Linked DNA regions of Homo sapiens: region 1 is linked to region 2. Evidence: read pairs that join two places in POLR2A ChIA-PET (ENCODE). Cell type or tissue: GM12878. All regions are shown on one strand. Links, peaks and the distances in the headings refer to the core of each region. The heading gives the core; the rest is flanking DNA.

Region 1 (10,472 bases), core at 2,017-7,016, 130 kb after region 2:
TGGTCTCGATCTCCTGACCTCATGATCCGCCTGCCTCGGCCTCCCAAAGTGCTGGGATTACAGGCGTGAGCCACCGTGCCTGAGCTTTTTTTTTTTTTTTTGAGATAAAGTCTTACTCTGTTGCCCAGGCTGGAGTGCAGTGGCAAGATCTTGGCTCACTGCAACCTCTGCCTCTCAGGTTCAAGTGATTCTCCTGCCTCAGCCTCCTGAGTAGTGGGATTACAGGTACCCACTACCACGCCTGGCTAATTTTTGTATTTTTAGTAGACTCATGGTTTTGCCATGTTGGCCAGGCTGGTCTCAAACTTCTGACCTCAGGTCATCCACCTGCCTCGGCCTCCCAAAGTGCTGGGATTACAGGCATGAGCCACTGTGCCCAGCCCAAAGGACAGTCTTGAATTGCTGATGGCACTGCTCCCCCATTCCATAGCAACAGCTGTGTGGCCCAGAGAGAATCAGTGTGCTTGGGAGAAGGAGAGCACAGTGATTGTGGGACTTTGCATTAGAACTCAGTGCTGCCTTGTCACAGTGGAAAGCAACCCTGGGCAGAACTCAGCCAGTGCTCCACAGGGAGCATTTAGATCAATCCTCACCAGAGGGGAATTGTCCATACCAGTGGTTGGAAACAGTTCACATTAGTCTCACCACCCCAGGCCAAAGTGCTCTGGAGTTCTAAGTAAACTTCAAAGACAGTCAAGGCCATGAGGACTGCAATTCTGGGGACAGTCCTGATGCTATGCTGGGCTTGAAGCCAGTGGACATGGGGGGCACATGACTTAATAAGACACCAGCTGGGGCTGCCAAGGTAGTGCTTTTGCCATCCCTTCCCCAATTGCAGGCAGCATAGCTTGCAGTTCCAGGAGAAAGTCATTTCTTCCACAAGAGAGGAGAGAGAAAAGAGGGCTTTGCCTTGCAACTTGGATACCAGTTCAGCCACAGTAGGATAGGGCACCAGGCAGAGTCCTGAGGCCCCTATTCCAGGTCCTAGGTTTTGGATGACATTTCTAGACACACCCTGGGTCAGAAGGGAACCCACTGCCTTGAAGGGAAGAACCCAGTCCTGGCAGGATTCTTCACTTGTTCACTCAAGAGCACTTGGGCCCCGAATGATCAGCAGCAGTACCCAGGCAGGACTCACCATGGGCCTTGGGTGAGACTCAGAGATGTGCTGGCTTAATGTGTGACCCAGCACATTCCCAGCTGTGGTGGCTGCAGGAATGGACTCCTTCTGCTTGAAAAAGGAGAAGGAAGAGTAAAGGGAACTTTGTCCTGCAGCTTAGGTACCAGATTGACCAAGTGGGCCCTTGAGGTCCCCAATTCCAGACCTTAGCTCTTAGATGGCATTTCTGGACCTTCCCTGGGCCAGAGGGGAGCCCACTGCCCTGAAGGGAGAGTCCCACACCTCGCAGCATTCACCACAAGCTGACCAAAGAGCCCTTAGGCTTTGAATGAACATCAGCAGAAGCCAGGGAGTACTTTCCGTGGGCCTGGGGCACTGGTGGCCACAGGGAGAGACTCCTCTGCTTGAGCAAAGGGAAAGGAAGAGGGGGAAGGACTTTGTCTTGTGGCTTGGGTGCCAGCTCAGCTGCTATAGAATAGAGCAACAGGTTGATTCCTAAGGCTTCTGACTCCCGGCTTGATTGTGCTGTCATTTTTGACAAAGTGTGCATGGGAGATAAACTGGTTAGGATTCCAATAGGAAGCCTGTGGCCAATGCAAAAGAGGCCAGTGAGGAGCGTTTAAAGAAGGGACCATTTTGTAAAGTGTGGGAAGGGTGAAAGAAAATCAACCAAGGGCATGATGTATCTTGGGGCGAGCAAGTGCAGATGGCTGTTGCCCTCAAAGCCTGAAGAGGCCAGGGGAGAGAGTATGACCAGAATGTGATGTGAGCCCTCGCTGTAGGAGAGGGCCACCATCACAGTCAAGAGGGCCACTGTCGCAGACACTTTGACTGTCACTGGAGGGGGGCAGTAGCTCTGCCAGTAGGGAGAAAGCAGAGAAAATAAATAACTCGACTTCTCTCTCCTCTTGCCCTCTGATTTCCCACTGTTCTTCCCATTGGTTGAACACAACCAAAAGCTGGTGTGCAGAGAAGCCAGGTTGATGCCATCTATCAAAGTTGTCTCTTAGACCTCAGAGCCAGTTGAAGGGCTGAGAGAGGATGTGGAAGCCAATGGAACACAGCCAGCGCAGGAGGCAAGATTTTGAAATCTATGGTATGTGAAACTGTCTTTATTCAACACTGCCTCTAGAATAGTAGTTTGGGTGGTACAGAATTCTGGGTTGGCAACTCTTTTTTTTCTCAGAATTTTGGAGGCAAAGTTTCATTGTCTCCTGGCTTCCAGTGCTACTGTTGAGAACTCCATGCTATTCTCATTCCTGATTCTTTTTCATGTGATTTGTTTTTCCTCTCTGGAAACTTCAGATCTTGCCTTTTCCCCCAGTGTTCTGCCATTTCACATTGATATGCTCTGGTGTGGGGCAATTTCCTATCATTACACTACAGAGTTCTTGGAGTAGGCCTTGGTCAGTTATACTTGCTCTGTCCCTCGTAAGCACCAAATCCAGAAAATAGAGCATTCAACACAGGAAAAAGAGGAAGGCTATTCCCAGGATGATAGTGAAGGGGAATTCCAGGGTGATGATTACATAGCAGCAGGCCTCCTCCAGCTTGGAGCAGCAGGGCAGAAGCTTCAGGATGGACAGCGCCAAGAATAATGAAATTTATAGCTTAGCTGATGTGTTAGAACTCACTAAGAGGAAATTCTCTTCTGTCAGAGTATTAGGAGATGAATTAATCATAGGTTCATAGAAAATTAAGCACTCCAAAGTGGAGCAATTATTGACTCCAGGAAAAACAAAAAGTTTAACCAGGAAAAAAATGCAATCAATGAATACAAAGCACAACTGTCAATAATATTAAGTCATAATATTATAAATATTGAGCATTAATTTAACAAAATATTGTCATTTAACTATACTAGGAAAATGTGGGAAAGGAAGTCTGGGGGAGTATATATAAAGAAATCTAAATCTTCATCTTCCATAGCAGGAAGTGAATAAGCAAAGCTGGGAAGGTAAATCATGGTGATAGAAACATGTTATTTGGGCAATACATAAATTGTAGAAGAAACAACTATAAGAGTTGAAAATGGTTGTCTCAGAGGAGTAGGGACCAGTGTGGGCAGAGATGGGGCAGAGGATTACTGTTTGTCATTATAAGCCTTGTATAATTACTTGACTTTTAAAACTATGTGCATGTTTTTACTTTGATTTAAAACTTAAAAAAAAAAATCTAATATCTAGGAAGGCAGAGCAAGATGGCCAAAAATAGAAGACCTCACCAATTGTCCTCCCCACAGGAACACCAAATTGAACAACTATCCACACAAAAAATCACCTTCATATGAACCAAAAATACAGTGAGTAATCACAGTACCTGGTTTTAACTTCATATTACAGAAAGAGACACTGAAGAGAGTACAAAAGACAGTCTTGAATTGCTGATGCCACTAACCCCTTCCCCACCAGCAGCCGTGTGGATCAGAGAGAGAACTGGTGTGCTTGGGGGAAGGAGAGTGCAGTGATTGTGGGACTTTACATTAGAACTCAGTGCTGCCTTGTCACAGTGGAAAGCAACCCTGGGCAGAACTCAGCTGGTGCCCCCAGAGGCAGCATTTAGACCAGCTGTAGCCAGAGGGGAATCACGAAGCTCACTAAGCTTAGTCTCACCAAGCTCATTTGCATGTGACAAATAACACTGAGCTCATAGTAAAACAGGGAGCATAATTATCCAGCTTTCTAAATGAACAGGTCATTCTATGAGTGTTATCTGGTATAGGTAAAGTGACTGGCCAGTGAATCAGAAACTGATTAACATATGGCTTAAGAGATTTTGATCTCTTAGCTATAAGATACACTAATGAGAGTTTCCTGTGGCAATAGTCCAAAAATGTTCACCATACCTCTTTCTTGGTAGTAATCTGGGCATTTTATTACTGTGGCTTCTCTAGTATAGTGGTTTTTATTTTGTCCTTATTTATGTGAGTTGGGGTTTCAAAATACTCTGATTTAAAGAAAAAAAAGAGGGCAAGCAAGGTGGCTCACACCTGTAATCCCAGCACTTTGAGAGGCTGAGTGGAGAGGATTGTTTGAGGCCAGGAGTTTGAGACAGCCTGGGCAACATAGCCAGATCCTATTTCTACAAACAGAAAATAATTTATTAAAGAAAAATAAGATGGGCCAGGCACAGTGATTCATGCCTGTAATCCCAGCACTTTGGGAGGCCAAGGCAGGAGGATCGCTTGATTCCAGGAGCTCAGGACCAACCTGGGCAACATGGTGAAACCCTGTCTCTACAAAAAATACACAAAATTAGCTGGACATGGTGATGTACGCCTGTAGTCCCAGCTACTCAGGAGGCTGAGGTGGGAGGACTGCTTGAGCCTGGGAAGTCGAGGTTGCAGTGAGCTATGTTCGAGCCTCTGCACTCCAGCCTGGATGACAAAGTGAGACCCTGTCTCCAAAAAAAAAAAAAATGGCTCAAGGCTGTGGATATCCTCCACAGGGACATCAAGGTGCTGAAAAGCTCAATAAGAATAATAATCGGTCAAACAGCTGTCAAAAAGTATAATGTCTTTTTAGCCTCAGAGTCTCTGATCAAGCAGATCCCATGAATCCTTGGCCCAGGCCTAAATAAGGTGGGTAAGTTCCCTCCCCTGCTGACACACAACAAAAACATGGTGGCCAAAGTGGATGAGGTGAAGTCCACAACCCAGTTTCAGATGAAGAAGGTGCTATGTCTGGCTGTGGCTGTTGGCCATGTGAAGATGACAGACGATGAGCTTGTACATAACATTCACCTGGCTGTCAACTTCCTAGTGTCATTACTCAAGAAAAATTGCCAAGACATTCAAGCTTTATATACTGAGAGCACCGTGGGCAAGCCCACGTGCCTGTATTAAGCCACATTCTAGGCTCATGCCTGTAACCTCAGCACTTTGGGAGGCCAAGGTGTGAGGATCATTTTAGGCTATGAATTCAAGACCATCCTGAGCAACAAAGCAAGACTCCATCTCTATTTCAAATAATTTTTAAAAGGCACATTCTAATAAATTCTACTGCCACCAAAGCAAAACAAAACAAAATAAAAACAATAAAGAGAAATTATCTGGAAGCTGAGTATGAAATGTGGTATCAGGATTCTTCAATTCATTCCAATTTTCTGAAATCCATTAGATACAGTGCAACCAAACTATGCTCAGTGGCCACTGGGACAGATAGAAAATTCTATAACTGGATACATTCGGGGAGGAGCCAAGATGGCCGAATAGGAACAGCTCCGGTCTACAGCTCCCAGCGTGACCGACGCAGAAGACCGGTGATTTCTGCATTTCCATCTGAGACCTGCAGCTGAGGGTCCTGTCTGTTAGAAGGAAAACTAACAAACAGAAAGGACATCCACACCAAAAACCCATCTGTACATCACCATCATCACAGACCAAAAGTAGATAAAACCACAAAGATGGGGAAAAAACAGAACAGAAAAACTGGAAGCTCCAAAAATCAGAGCGCCTCTCCTCCTCCAAAGGAACGCAGCTCCTCACCAGCAACAGAACAAAGCTGGATGGAGAATGACTTTGACGAGCTGAGAGAAGAAGGCTTCAGACGATCAAATTACTCTGAGCTACGGGAGGACATTCAAACCAAAGGCAAAGAAGTTGAAAACTTTGAAAAAAATTTAGAAGAATGTATAACTAGAATAACCAATACAGAGAAGTGCTTAAAGGAGCTGATGGAGCTGAAAACCAAGGCTCGAGAACTACGTGAAGAATGCAGAAGCCTCAGGAGCCGATGCGATCAACTGGAAGAAAGGGTGTCAGCAATGGAAGATGAAATGAATGAAATGAAGCGAGAAGGGAAGTTTAGAGAAAGAAGAGTAAAAAGAAATGAGCAAAGCCTCCAAGAAATATGGGACTATGTGAAAAGACCAAATCTACATCTGATTGGTGTACCTGAAAGTGATGGGGAGAATGGAACCAAGTTGGAAAACACTCTGCAGGATATTATCCAGGAGAACTTCCCCAATTTAGCAAGGCAGGCCAACGTTCAGATTCAGGAAATACAGAGAACGCCACAAAGATACTCCTCGAGAAGAGCAACTCCAAGACACATAATTGTCAGATTCACCAAAGTTGAAATGAAGGAAAAAATGTTAAGGGCAGCCAGAGAGAAAGGTCGGGTTACCCTCAAAGGGAAGCCCATCAGACTAACAGCGGATCTCTCAGCAGAAACCCTACAAGCCAGAAGAGAGTGGGGGCCAATATTCAACATTCTTAAAGAAAAGAATTTTCAACCCAGAATTTCATATCCAGCCAAGCTAAGCTTCATAAGTGAAGGAGAAATAAAATACTTTACAGACAAGCAAATGCTGAGAGATTTTGTCACCACCAGACCTGCCCTAAAAGAGCTCCTGAAGGAAGCGCTAAACATGGAAAGGAACAACCCGTACCAGCCACTGCAAAATCATGCCAAAATGTAAAGACCATCGAGACTAGGAAGAAACTGCATCAACTAACGAGCAAAATCACCAGCTAACATCATAATGACAGGATCAAATTCACACATAACAATATTAACTTTAAATGTAAATGGACTAAATGCTCCAATTAAAAGACACAGACTGGCAAATTGGATAAAGAGTCAAGACCCATCAGTGTGCTGTATTCAGGAAACCCATCTCACGTGCAGAGACACACATAGGCTCAAAATAAAAGGATGGAGGAAGATCTACCAAGCAAATGGAAAACAAAAAAAGGCAGGGGTTGCAATCCTAGTCTCTGATAAAACAGACTTTAAACCAACAAAGATCAAAAGAGACAAAGAAGGCCATTACATAATGGTAAAGGGATCAATTCAACAAGAAGAGCTAACTATCCTAAATATATATGCACCCAATACAGGAGCACCCAGATTCATAAAGCAAGTCCTGAGTGACCTACAAAGAGACTTAGACTCCCACACAATAATAATGGGAGACTTTAACACCCCACTGTCAACATTAGACAGATCAACGAGACAGAAAGTCAACAAGGATACCCAGGAATTGAACTCAGCTCTGCACCAAGCGGACCTAATAGACATCTACAGAACTCTCCACCCCAAATCAACAGAATATACATTTTTTTCAGCACCACACCACACCTATTCCAAAATTGACCACATACTTGGAAGTAAAGCTCTCCTCAGCAAATGTAAAAGAACAGAAATTATAACAAACTATCTCTCAGACCACAGTGCAATCAAACTAGAACTCAGGATTAAGAATCTCACTCAAAGCCGCTCAACTACATGGAAACTGAACAACCTGCTCCTGAATGACTACTGGGTACATAACGAAATGAAGGCAGAAATAAAGATGTTCTTTGAAACCAACGAGAACAAAGACACAACATACCAGAATCTCTGGGATGCATTCAAAGCAGTGTGTAGAGGGAAATTTTTAGCACTAAATGCCCACAAGAGAAAGCAGGAAAGATCCAAAATTGACACCCTAACATCACAATTAAAAGAACTAGAAAGCAAGAGCAAACACATTCAAAAGCTAGCAGAAGGCAAGAAATAACTAAAATCAGAGCAGAACTGAAGAAAATAGAGACACAAAAAACCCTTCAAAAAATCAGTGAATCCAGGAGCTGGTTTTTTGAAAGGATCAACAAAATTGATAGACCGCTAGCAAGACTAATAAAGAAAAAAAGAGAGAAGAATCAAATAGACACAATAAAAAATGATAAAGGGGATAGCACCACCGATCCCACAGAAATACAAACTACCATCAGAGAATACTACAAACACCTCTACGCAAATAAACTAGAAAATCTAGAAGAAATGGATAAATTCCTCGACACATACACTCTCCCAAGACTAAACCAGGAAGAAGTTGAATCTCTTAATAGACCAATAACAGGAGCTGAAATTGTGGCAATAATCAATAGCTTACCAACCAAAAAGAGTCCAGGACTAGATGGATTCACAGCCGAATTCTACCAGAGGTACAAGGAGGAACTGGTACCATTCCTTCTGAAACTATTCCAATCAATAGAAAAAGAGGGAATCCTCCCTAACTCATTTTATGAGGCCAGCATCATTCTGATACCAAAGCCGGGCAGAGACACAACAAAAAAAGAGAATTTTAGACCAATATCCTTGATGAACATTGATGCAAAAATCCTCAATAAAATACTGGCAAACCGAATCCAGCAGCACATCAAAAAGCTTATCCACCATGATCAAGTGGGCTTCATCCCTGGGATGCAAGGCTGGTTCAATATACGCAAATCAATAAATGTAATCCAGCATATAAACAGAACCAAAGACAAAAACCACATGATTATCTCAATAGATGCAGAAAAAGCCTTTGACAAAATTCAACAACCCTTCATGCTAAAAACTCTCAATAAATTAGGTATTGATGGGACGTATTTCAAAATAATAAGAGCTATCTATGACAAACCCATAGCCAATATCATACTGAATGGGCAAAAACTGGAAGCATTCCCTTTGAAAACTGGCACAAGACAGGGATGCCCTCTCTCACCACTCCTATTCAACATAGTGTTGGAAGTTCTGGCCAGGGCAATTAGGCAGGAGAAGGAAATAAAGGGTATTCAATTAGGAAAAGAGGAAGTCAAATTGTCCCTGTTTGCAGATGACATGATTGTATATCTAGAAAACCCCATTGTCTCAGCCCAAAATCTCCTTAAGCTGATAAGCAACTTCAGCAAAGTCTCAGGATACAAAATCAATGTACAAAAATCACAAGCATTCTTATACACCAACAACAGACAAACAGAGAGCCAAATCATGAGTGAACTCCCATTCACAATTGCTTCAAAGAGAATAAAATACCTAGGAATCCAACTTACAAGGGATGTGAAGGACCTCTTCAAGGAGAACTACAAACCACTGCTCAAGGAAATAAAAGAGGATACAAACAAATGGAAGAACATTCCATGCTCATGGGTAGGAAGAATCAATATTGTGAAAATGGCCATACTGCCCAAGGTAATTTACAGATTCAATGCCATCCCCATCAAGCTACCAATGACTTTCTTCACAGAATTGGAAAAAACTACTTTAAAGTTCATATGGAACCAAAAAAGAGCCCACATCGCCAAGTCAATCCTAAGCCAAAAGAACAAAGCTGGAGGCATCACACTACCTGACTTCAAACTTTACTACAAGGCTACAATAACCAAAACAGCATGGTACTGGTACCAAAACAGAGATATAGATCAATGGAACAGAACAGAGCCCTCAGAAATAACGCCGCATACCTACAACTGTCTGATCTTTGACAAACCTGAGAAAAACAAGAAATGGGGAAAGGATTCCCTATTTAATAAATGGTGCTGGGAAAACTGGCTAGCCATATGTAGAAAGCTGAAACTGGATCCCTTCCTTACACCTTATACAAAAATCAATTCAAGATGGATTAAAGATTTAAACGTTAGACCTAAAACCATAAAAACCCTAGAAGAAAACCTAGGCATTACCATTCAGAACATAGGCATGGGCAAGGACTTCATGTCCAAAACACCAAAAGCAATGGCAACAAAAGACAAAATTGACAAATGGGATCTAATTAAACTAAAGAGCTTCTGCACAGCAAAAGAAACTACCATCAGAGTGAACAGGCAACCTACAAAATGGGAGAAAATTTTCGCAACCTACTCATCTGACAAAGGGCTAATATCCAGAATCTACAATGAACTCAACCAAATTTACAAGAAAAAAACAAACAACCCCATCAAAAAGTGGGCAAAGGACATGAACAGACACTTCTCAAAAGAAGACATTTATGCAGCCAAAAAACACATGAAAAAATGCTCATCATCACTGGCCATCAGAGAAATGCAAATCAAAACCACAATGAGATACCATCTCACACCAGTTAGAATGGCAATCATTAAAAAGTCAGGAAACAACAGGTGCTGGAGAGGATGTGGAGAAATAGGAACACTTTTACATTGTTGGTGGGACTGTAAACTAGTTCAACCATTGTGGAAGTCAGTGTGGCGATTCCTCAGGGATCTAGAACTAGAAATACCATTTGACCCAGCCATCCCATTACTGGGTATATACCCAAATGACTATAAATCATGCTGCTATAAAGACACATGCACACGTATGTTTATTGCGGCATTATTCACAATAGCAAAGACTTGGAACCAACCCAAATGTCCAACAATGATAGACTGGATTAAGAAAATGTGGCACATATACACCATGGAATACTATGCAGCCATAAAAAATGATGAGTTCATGTCCTTTGTAGGGACATGGATGAAATTGGAAATCATCATTCTTAGTAAACTATCACAAGAACAAAAAACCAAACACCGCATATTCTCACTCATAGGTGGGAATTGAACAATGAGATCACATGGACACAGGAAGGGGAATATCACACT
Region 2 (10,472 bases), core at 2,844-7,843:
GAAGAACTTATCCTAGCGCATGTTTGATCTGTCAGGCTGTAGGTTACTATTGGATGTTGATTTCAGTGTTCCAGTGTACAGATTTGAATGGATGATTGAAGTGACATCTTGCATCCTCATGAGTAACATACTGGCTGTCGTGGTTTCAGGCATGTTTATATATTTGGGTGGGTAATCATTTTACATCAATTTATAACTATGCAAATATTTTTACAAAATACACCATAAAATGCCCATTTTTGATCATGCTTATTTGGAGTTAACATACTTGGAGCCTGAAATACTTAATTTGGAATAAACCAAGCCCTGGACATTCTGACTTACTGTTTTAAAAATTATTTGAGTGGCCAGGCATGGTGGTTTACACCTGTAATCCCAGCAGTTTGGGAGGCCAGGGCAGGTGGATCATGAGTTCCGGAGTTCAAGACCAACCTGGCCAAGATGCTGAAACCCCGTCTCCACTAAAAATACAAAAAATAGCTGGGGATGGTGGCGGGCACCTGTAATCACAGCTACTAGGGAGGCTGAGGCAGGAGAATCGCTTGAACCTGGGTGGCAGAGGTTGCAGTAAGCCGATATCGCACCACTGCACTCCAGCCTGAGGGACAGAGCAAGGCTCCATCTGGGGGGAAAAAATTTATTTGAGCCTGTAATCCCAGTACTCTGGGAGGCTGAAGTGGGTGGATCTCTTGAAGTCAGGAGTTCGAGACCAGCCTGGCCAACATGGTGAAACCCCATCTCTACTAAAATTACAAAAGTTAGCCAGGCATAGTTGCGTGCGCCTGTAGTCCCCAGCTACTCAGGAGGCTGAGGCAGGAGAATTGCTTGAACTTGGGAGGCAGAGGTTGCAGTGAGCCGAGATCATGCCACTGCATTCGAGCCTGGGCAACAGAACAAGACTCCATCTCAAAAAAAAAAAAGCCAGGCGTGGTGGCTCATGCATGTAATGTAATCCCAGCACTTTGGGAGGGCAAGGTGGGCGGATCACCTAAGGTCAGGAGTTCAAGACCAGCCTGGCCAACATAGCGAAACCCCGTCTCTAAAAATACGAAAATTAGCTGGGCGTGGTGGTGGGTGCCTGTAATCCCAGCTACTCGAGGGAGGCTGAGGCAGGAGAATCACTTGAACCCGGGAGGCGGAGGTTGCAGTGAGCCAAGATCATGCCATTGCACTGCAGCCTGGGCGACAGCGTGGACTCCATCTCAAAAAAAAAAAAAAATTATTTGAGACACCTTAGTTCTCAACCTGCCTTTTACCACTTTAATGGATTTACCTAACTTTGTTGCCAGGCTGGAGTATAGTGGCAAAATCGAAGCTCGCTGCAGCCTTGAACTCCTGGGCTCAAGTGATCTCCCACCTCAGCCTTCCAAGTATCTGGGATTATAGGCATGAGCCTCTGTGCCCAGCTTTAGTTAGTGAATTTTATTTTATTTGAGAGAAGATATTACTCTGTCACCCAGGCTGGAGTATACTGGTGAGATCACAGCTTACTGCAGCCTTAAATCCTGGGCTCAATGACCACCCTGCCCGCCCCCCGCTGCCTCTGCCTCCTCAGTAATTGGGACTACAGGTGTGCCACCAAGAGTGGCTAAGCTTTTTTTGTTTGGTTGGTTTTAGGGTCTTACTGCGTTGCTCAGGCTGGTCTTGAACTCCTAGCCTCAAGTAATCCTCTGCTGAGGTTATAGGGATGAACCACCATGCCCAGCCCTGCAGTAAATTTTAGATAGTTGACATCATTTACTCATTTATCGTTATAATCAGGATTTACTGGCTTTGATAATTTTTGTTCTGTTCAAATAGGACAGATTTCACATACATATGACAGATTACAAAAATTTTTATTACTTAACGTGCTTAAATCTGAATAAAGCAATTGTGTGTTTAAAAATGAACAGTTATCCCAGCTTGCCTGGTTGGTGGCTATTTTCACAGCTGGCCTATCTCAATTTTCACTTCTTGTGGTTAGGAAAGTAGCACTAGCCAAATAAAGGCAAATATTTAAAGGCATTTTAAATTAATTATATTGGTTATAGCTCAAATTTGCCATCCTGTTAAGCTTTATTCATTTATCTTTTTTTTTTTTTTTTTTTTTTTTGAGACAGAGTCTTGCTGTGTCACCCAGGCTGGAGCGCAGTGGTGCAATCTCGGCTTACCGCAACCTCCACCTCCCGGGTTCAAGCAATTCTCCTGCCTCAGCCTCCTGAGTAGCTAGGATTACAGGCATGCACCACCACACCCAGCTAATTTTTGTATTTTTAGTAGAGACGGGGTTTCACCATGTTGGCCAGGCTGGTCTCGAACTCCTGACCTTGTGATCCACCTGCCTTGGCCTCCCAAAGTGCTGTGATTACAGCCATGAGACACCACGCCCGGCCAGTCATTTATCTTTTGAGACACCATATATTCATTTCAATCTTTGAAGCGAGTTTTATAACTACTTAAAAATTTCACCTTATGCCGGGCACGGTGGCTCATGCCTGTAATCCCAGAACTCTGGGAGGCCGAGGCAGGCAGATCACCTGAGGTTGGGAGTTAGAGACCAGCCTGACCAACATGGAGAAACCCCATCTCTACTAAAAATACAAAATTATCCAGGCGTGGTGGCACATGCCTGTAATCCCAGCTACTTGGGAGGCTGAGGCAGGAGCATTGCTTAAACCTGGGAGGTGGAGGTTGCGGTGAGCCAAGATGGTGCCATTGCACTCCAGCCTGGGCAACAAGAGCAAAGCTCCGTCTCAAAAAAAAAAAAAAGAAGAAAAGAAAATCACCTTACAAGAGCCCCAGTTCCCTCTTTAGAAATATAAGAAAATAAATTCCGTTAAATATATTTACTTTAAATTACATGTTTTCATTTCTTAAGCTTTGGATTTGTAGCCAACTTTCTGGGAGACAGTCTGTGTTAATAGCAATATAGGATATCAGTGTTTTTAAATTGGCTTATGAAAAAGTACAGATTTTTAAATGAAAATTATTTAATCAGTATCCATTGATTTACTTAAAAGAGCCACATGTATTAAGTGATAGCATTCTTTTTAGTTTAGTGTTTTTTTTGTTTGTTTGTTTTGTTTTTTTGAGATGGAGTCTTGCTCTGTCGCCTAGGCTGGAGTGCAGTGGCGCTATCTCAGCTCACTGCAACCTCCACCTCCCAGGTTCAAGCGATTCTCCTGTTCTCAGCCTCCCAAGTAGCTGGGATTACAGGCATCCACCACCACACTCAGCTAAGTTTTATATTTGTAGTAGAGATGAGGTTTCACCATGTTGGCCAGCCTGGTTTCGAACTCCTGACCTCAAGTGATCTGCCCCCCTTCACCTCCCAAAATGCTAGGATTACAGGCATGAGCCACCCGCCATGCCCGGCCTCTTTTTAGTTTTGCTATTAGAAGTGATAACATTCTTTTTAGTTTCACTATTAGCTTTCCTTGCATTCACATTTTACATTCTCTCATTAGCATTTCTATCCTTGGCATTGTTGAGTTTCTAATGCTTTTTTGCGTGAGTGTTTTACCCATTAAATGTTTTTGTTTAATTTATTATTTTCAAGCTTTCCTTTTGTTTCCATAATGAATCTTTGTGAGATTCCTGTATTTTAGCCATTTCCAAAAAGTGCCATTTTACTTATTTCACTGGAAGTATTTAACCATTCCAAACTACAGGCTCTAAGTAGCATCCTGACATTTTAGATCTGGAAAGGGCCCTTTAAGATCACTGTATAGAAGTGTACCATTAGAGTGTCTTTGTTGTATATATATTTCGTTGTTAATTTAGTGATGGCTGATTATTTCTGCCCATTAGGACAGGGCTTAATTCAATCAGTATATTAATCACCAGTGTGAAGGATAAAACCTTTTAGAACAACATGGGATCTAAATAAGTTTTTTTTAAATGCCACTGTTAAGGAGGTAGTGTTTTGTTTTTATTTTTCCCCCTAAACACAAGAGAGAAGTCAGGGAATTGTTACGGAGGATTCTTAACAATTTTATCAGTTTGGGAGAAAGCAGTGGTGAATATAGACAGCTTTTAATCTAGTTTTTGTTTTCTCTACTGTCAGCTTTCTACAGATCAAAAAATTGGGTTGCCGGGGGCAGGGCAGCAAATACCAGTTACTTTAAATGTTTTACCATGATCTTCTTTTTTTATAGGGAACTGACTCTTTTTTGGAGTAAACTGCAAAGAAGAATTGACCCTTCTTTAGATACTTTTTTGGAGCGCTGTCGTCAGTTTGGTGTCATAGCTAAAACGCAGCAGCATTTATTTTGCCTCATTAGAGTTATACAAACTGAAGTGAGTACTTTATGCCTTCTCTGCTAACTGTAGCTGGAGGAAAGAAATGAGTGGGAAGATAACTTCTCAGGAAATTCCCTTTAAAGGAAGATAAGAAATAATGAGTTTTAATAAGATTAATGGAATTGACCACATCTGACTGTTTCTCCAGATTGACTTCCTATAATTAATCAGAAACAAATTGATGGTCAAACAAGTTAGGTGATATTTATTTCTAATTACTGTGAATGAAGTTGTGTCTCCTGTCACGTTAAGAACATTTTAAGAGGCCAGGCACGGTGGCTCAAGCCTGTAATCCCAGCACTTTGGGAGGCCAAGGCGGGTGGATTACTTGAGCTCAGGAGTTCGAGACCAGCCTGGCCAACCTGGTGAAACCCCGTCTCTACTAAAAATACAAAAATTAGCCGGGCATGGTGGCGGGCGCCTGTAATCCCAGCTACTTTGGAGGCTGAGGCAGGAGAATCGCTTGAACAGGGAAGGCGGAGGTTGTGGTGAGCCAAGATTGCACTGCTGCACTCCAGCCTAGGTGACAGAGTGAGACTTGGTCTTTTTTTTTTTAAAAAAAAAAAAAAGAACATTTCAAGGTAACTATAGAACTTGCCTGTTTAAACAATTACTTTATAATTGGCCATTAGAACATTTTGTTTTGTTTAAATCTTTAATAAAGGTACTAATTTTCTATTGTTGAATAACATCACAAAAATTAATACTTAAAACAATGTCCGTTTTTATCAGTTCAGTTTTGTAAATCAGAAATCCAGCACAATGTGGCAGGATTCTCTTCTAAGATTATCATATTGGCTAAAATGTAGTTTGCCAGGCTAAGTTCTATCAGAGGCTCTGTGGAAAATCCACTTCAAAGCTTATTCTTATCGACAGGTTTCAGTTCCTGTGGTTGTAGGACTAAGGTTTCTGTTTTCTGGCTGGCTGCCAATCAGGGTCTGTTCTCAGGTGCTAGAAGCTACACTCAGTCTTTACCTCTGTTTTCAAGCAGCAAGGGTGCAACAAGTTGGTGCTTGAAACCTGACATCCTCCATCTCTGACTTTAGTTTTCAGTTTTTGGTTGAGACAGGTCTCGCTCTGTCACCCAGGCTGTAGTGCAGTGGTGCGATCATAGCTCATTACAGCTTCAAACTCCTTGGCTCAAGCAATCCTCCCGTCTCAGCCTCCAGAGTAGCTGAGATTGCAGGCGTGTGCCACTATACCTGGCTTTTTCTTTTTTGGCGGGGAGCAGTGGTAGATACAGGGTCTTGCTTTGTTGCCCAGACTGGTTCTGAACTCCTGGCCTCAAGCAATTCTCCCACCTCAGCCTTCCAAAGTGCTGGGATTATAGGTGTAAGCTGCCCCACCTGCTTGAACTTGGGAGGCAGAGGTGGCAGTGAGCCGAGATCACACCATTGCACTCCAGCCTGGGCGACAGAGTGAGACTCTGTCTCAAAAAAAAAAAAAAAAGCAAAGATTGAATGACTTGGCTATATCCTATGTGCGCTTGCAACAGTATGCCAAGTCACTCTTGATCCCTCACCTTCCTAGTTTAAGACCCACCAATTTCTTCAAAATTCAGCTCCACATTGCATATCCTGATTCACATTTATTCACTACTCCTTTCAGTAACTTTTTGGCATATCTGTTCAGAATATATAATAGTATTTCTGGTTACTTTTCTTTGAAAAATGTTGTTAGTGATTTTTCAAATGTTACCATCCCAGCCAGATTAGGCTGTTTAAGAAAGAATGGCCATTCTTTGCTGTCCACCTCACAGTCTTCCAAAAGGAGTTAGTAACTTGTTGAGAAACTGAATTATTTTAAAATTTAGCTGACTTTCCCCAAGTCCTCTCTGCTCTTACTTACAAATGATAAACTTCTATCACATCATCCTAATAAGTCAAGAGACCCATGGTCTAGTCCTGTGGAGCCACTAAAGCAACATGGCCTGTTTTACTTGGACTACATTCCAAATGAGAGGGAGAAACTTCTATATTCTTTAGGCCACTACTGTTGTGGGAAGTCTGCCACTCACAACAGAACCAGATCCTAGCTGATACAGGCTAGGTAATGCCTCTCTTTCAAAAAAGCTAGAGTCTCAGCTCGTCTGAAAGGTAGGGAGTTATCTCAATTGATTGTTCACAGTCAGTTACAGACTGAACTCTGTTCTACTCTTTCCCCCTTCTCACTATTACACTTGACTAGTTTTAAAGAAAAAAAAGTTGGAGTCTCAGTTTGCAAGGGATTCTACACTCACTCACTCCCTTTTCACCTACCAGTCCACATCTCTTCTACTCTTCAGGCCAAATATCTTCTTTTTTTTGAGACGGAGTCTCACTCTGTTGCCCAGGCTGGCATGCAGTGGCGTGATCTCAGCTCACTGCAACCTCCGCTTCCCAGGTTCAAGGGATTCTGATGCCTCAGCCTCCCAAGTAGCTGGGGCTTTGGGCCTGCATCACCATGCCTGGCTAATTTTTTGTATTTTTATTAGAAATGGGGTTTTGCCATGTTGGCCCTGCTGGTCTTAAACTCCATGCCTCAAGTGATGTGCCTGCCTCGGCCTCCCAAAGTGCTGGGATTACAGGTGTGAGCCACTGTGCCCGGCCTAAATGCTTTTAAGTCCTTGCTCCTCTGCTCACTAGTTAGTGACATTGGGCAACTTAACGTTCTGAGTGTTGGGGGTTTTTTGTCTATAAAATGAGGATAATACGTGCAAAAAAGTTTATTTCAAATAAGTGCCTAGGCTGTAGTAGGGGTTCTGTAAATCAATGACAGTGATTTCTTTGTGTTCCCAGCATTTAGAATGAATGATGCCCAACACAGAATTAAATGCCTGGCAAATTGTTTACTGATTTAAACAGTGGAATTTACTCCATTATTTTACATTGTATTCTGTTAAATAGTTACAATGTGCCAGCGTTATTATTTCATCTTTATAACCTTAGGAGGAAAATCTGTTATTAACATTACTGTTATCATTTTACCAATAAGGAAACTGAAGTTTAGAGGTTGAGAACTTGTCACTTGTTGTGAAGCTGGGGTTCAAAGGCAGTCAAAGTCTGATTCTAAAGTCTCTGCTCATAGCAGTGCGTTTTAAGCCACTCTGACATATCTTGCTTTTCTTTGCTCATGTCATTTTTGTATTTTATTTCAGCCTCTCAGATAAAAAGAGTTATCTTGTATGTACCAAGCTTTTATCACATATGACCAGGTCTTCCTAATTTTAAACTAGTTTCTGAGAACCTGCTGCCATAGCAAGATTTCTGATTTCTGTTTTTTCCCTGGAAAGCTGAGATTCAGTACACCTGTGACGGTGACTATAAATTACCAGATTCTTTCAGGAGGAAATGGAAAGGATCATTTATTTTATCTTTGAAGTTTTGAAAAATCCAAGTGTTCATGATAGAGAGAATTTTTTTTTTTTTTTTTTTTTTTGAGACGGAGTTTTGCTCTTGTTGCCCAGGCTGGAGTGCAATGGTGTGATCTTGGCTAAACTGCAACCTCCACCTCCTGGGTTCAAGCGATTCTGCTGCCTCAGCCTCCGAGTAGCTGGGATTACAGGCATGCACCACCACACCTGGCTAATTTTGTATTTTTAGTAGAGACGGGGTTTCTCCGTGTTGGTCAGGCTGGTCTCAAACTCAGGTGATACACCTGCCTCGGCCTCCCAAAGTGCTGGGATTACAGGCGTGAGCCACCGTGCCCAGCCAAAGAGAATTTCTTAAATTGAATTTAATCTTAGACTCACATCTATACCTGTGTTTCCTGTTGCTGCCATTTTAAACCCTGCCCCTCTACTCAACATCATTCTATTTTGAATCCTCCAGTGACCTTTTTTATCCTGAATTTCTTTGGATTCACATGCATTTATTGTTTATGCATTCGGGGTACAGATAAATTCCTTGGAAGTAAGGAACTGCTTTAATACACAGTGCCTAGTAAATGTACATTGTTCGTAGTTGTAGCATCTAATTTAGTTCTTTGCATGTTGAGACAAGAAATATCTAAATGTAACTTTCATGAAGAAAGATTTAAGATAAAATTTAGGAACTCTAAAAGTTTTTACAAGCTAAAATTCCTTATCAGTGAAAGTTATATAATCTTTCTGTATGCAAAAAAATAATTTTTTTATCCTCTTTTACTTACAGGCACAAGATGCTGGTCTTGGGGTGTCAATTTTACTGTGTGTCAGAGCTCTTCAACTCAGATCAAGTGAAGATGAGGAAATGAAGGCATCAGTTTGTAAAACAATTGCCTGTCTTTTACCAGAAGATTTAGAAGTTAGACGAGCCTGTCAGCTTACAGAATTCTTAATTGAACCCAGTTTGGATGGATTTAATATGTTAGAAGAACTATATTTGCAACCAGATCAAAAATTTGATGAAGAAAATGCACCGGTTCCAAATTCTCTTCGATGTGAGCTCTTACTAGCTTTAAAAGCCCACTGGCCTTTTGATCCTGAGTTTTGGGACTGGAAAACTTTAAAACGACACTGCCACCAACTTTTAGGACAAGAAGCCTCAGATTCTGATGATGATTTAAGTGGCTATGAAATGTCCATTAATGACACAGATGTTTTAGAGTCATTTCTCAGTGACTATGATGAGGGTAAAGAAGATAAACAATATAGAAGAAGAGATTTGACAGATCAGCATAAGGAGAAAAGAGACAAAAAACCTATTGGCTCTTCTGAAAGATATCAGAGGTGGCTTCAGTACAAGTTTTTCTGTTTGTTATGTAAGCGGGAATGTATAGAGGCTAGAATTCTTCATCATTCTAAGATGCATATGGAAGATGGAATTTACACCTGTCCAGTTTGTATTAAAAAATTTAAGAGAAAAGAAATGTTTGTTCCTCATGTGATGGAGCATGTTAAAATGCCACCAAGCAGAAGGGACCGCTCTAAAAAGAAATTACTGTTAAAAGGCTCTCAAAAGGGTATTTGTCCTAAGAGCCCCTCTGCAATCCCAGAGCAAAACCATTCATTGAATGACCAAGCCAAAGGAGAGTCTCATGAATATGTCACATTCAGCAAATTAGAAGATTGCCACCTGCAAGACAGAGATTTGTATCCATGTCCCGGTACAGACTGTTCCCGTGTGTTTAAGCAATTTAAATACTTAAGTGTGCATCTTAAAGCTGAACACCAAAATAATGATGAAAATGCCAAGCACTACTTGGATATGAAAAATAGAAGAGAGAAGTGTACTTACTGTCGACGACATTTTATGTCTGCTTTTCACCTTCGAGAGCACGAACAAGTGCATTGTGGGCCTCAGCCTTATATGTGTGTATCTATAGATTGCTATGCTAGGTTTGGATCAGTAAATGAACTACTTAACCATAAACAAAAGCATGACGATCTGCGTTACAAATGTGAATTAAATGGCTGTAATATTGTTTTCAGTGACTTGGGACAGCTTTACCACCATGAAGCACAACACTTTAGGGATGCATCTTACACATGCAACTTCCTTGGCTGTAAAAAGTTCTATTACTCCAAAATTGAATACCAGAATCACCTCTCAATGCATAATGTTGAAAATTCAAATGGAGACATAAAGAAATCAGTGAAACTTGAGGAGTCTGCAACAGGTGAAAAGCAAGATTGTATTAATCAGCCCCATCTACTTAACCAAACTGATAAATCACATTTACCTGAAGATCTTTTCTGTGCAGAATCAGCTAATTCTCAAATAGATACAGAAACTGCAGAAAACCTGAAAGAAAACAGTGACAGTAATTCTAGTGATCAGTTAAGTCATAGCTCTTCAGCTTCAATGAATGAAGAGCTAATTGACACACTAGATCACTCTGAAACTATGCAGGATGTATTGTTATCTAATGAGAAAGTCTTTGGGCCCTCCAGTTTAAAAGAAAAATGTTCCAGTATGGCAGTTTGTTTTGACGGGACTAAGTTTACCTGTGGTTTTGATGGCTGTGGTTCCACATACAAAAATGCAAGAGGAATGCAGAAACATTTACGGAAGGTTCATCCATACCATTTCAAGCCCAAAAAGATAAAGACGAAAGATCTGTTTCCCTCTTTGGGTAATGAACATAATCAGACAACTGAAAAGTTGGATGCAGAACCTAAACCCTGCTCAGATACAAACAGTGACTCCCCAGATGAAGGTCTAGATCACAATATTCACATTAAATGTAAACGAGAACATCAAGGTTATTCCTCAGAATCCTCCATTTGT

Evidence for each region. Peaks named below come from ENCODE experiments on the same cell type or tissue, not always from the same donor. Only the 100,000 strongest peaks of a DNase experiment are listed, where the experiment ranks them.
Region 1: POLR2A ChIA-PET joins it to region 2 with 8 read pairs; 2 of 35 experiments call an interaction of 5 or more read pairs at or near these places.

What each region holds. Positions count from the first base shown.
Region 1 is chr1:40,360,221-40,370,692 of GRCh38, forward strand. It overlaps a transcript of SMAP2 not described here. Among named protein-coding and RNA genes, the nearest start is that of SMAP2, 8.3 kb to the right of the region's middle. In GM12878, for the core only: a CTCF peak has its summit at 3,662; no DNase peak of the experiment used is centred there.
Region 2 is chr1:40,227,378-40,237,849 of GRCh38, forward strand. It overlaps RLF (RLF zinc finger), which reads left to right. Exons shown (of 8, transcript NM_012421.4): 7 at 4,140-4,281; 8 at 8,415-10,472. Among named protein-coding and RNA genes, the nearest start is that of TMCO2, 15 kb to the right of the region's middle. In GM12878, for the core only: no CTCF peak of the experiment used is centred there; a DNase peak (open chromatin) is centred at 5,264; H3K27ac peaks cover 1,830 bases.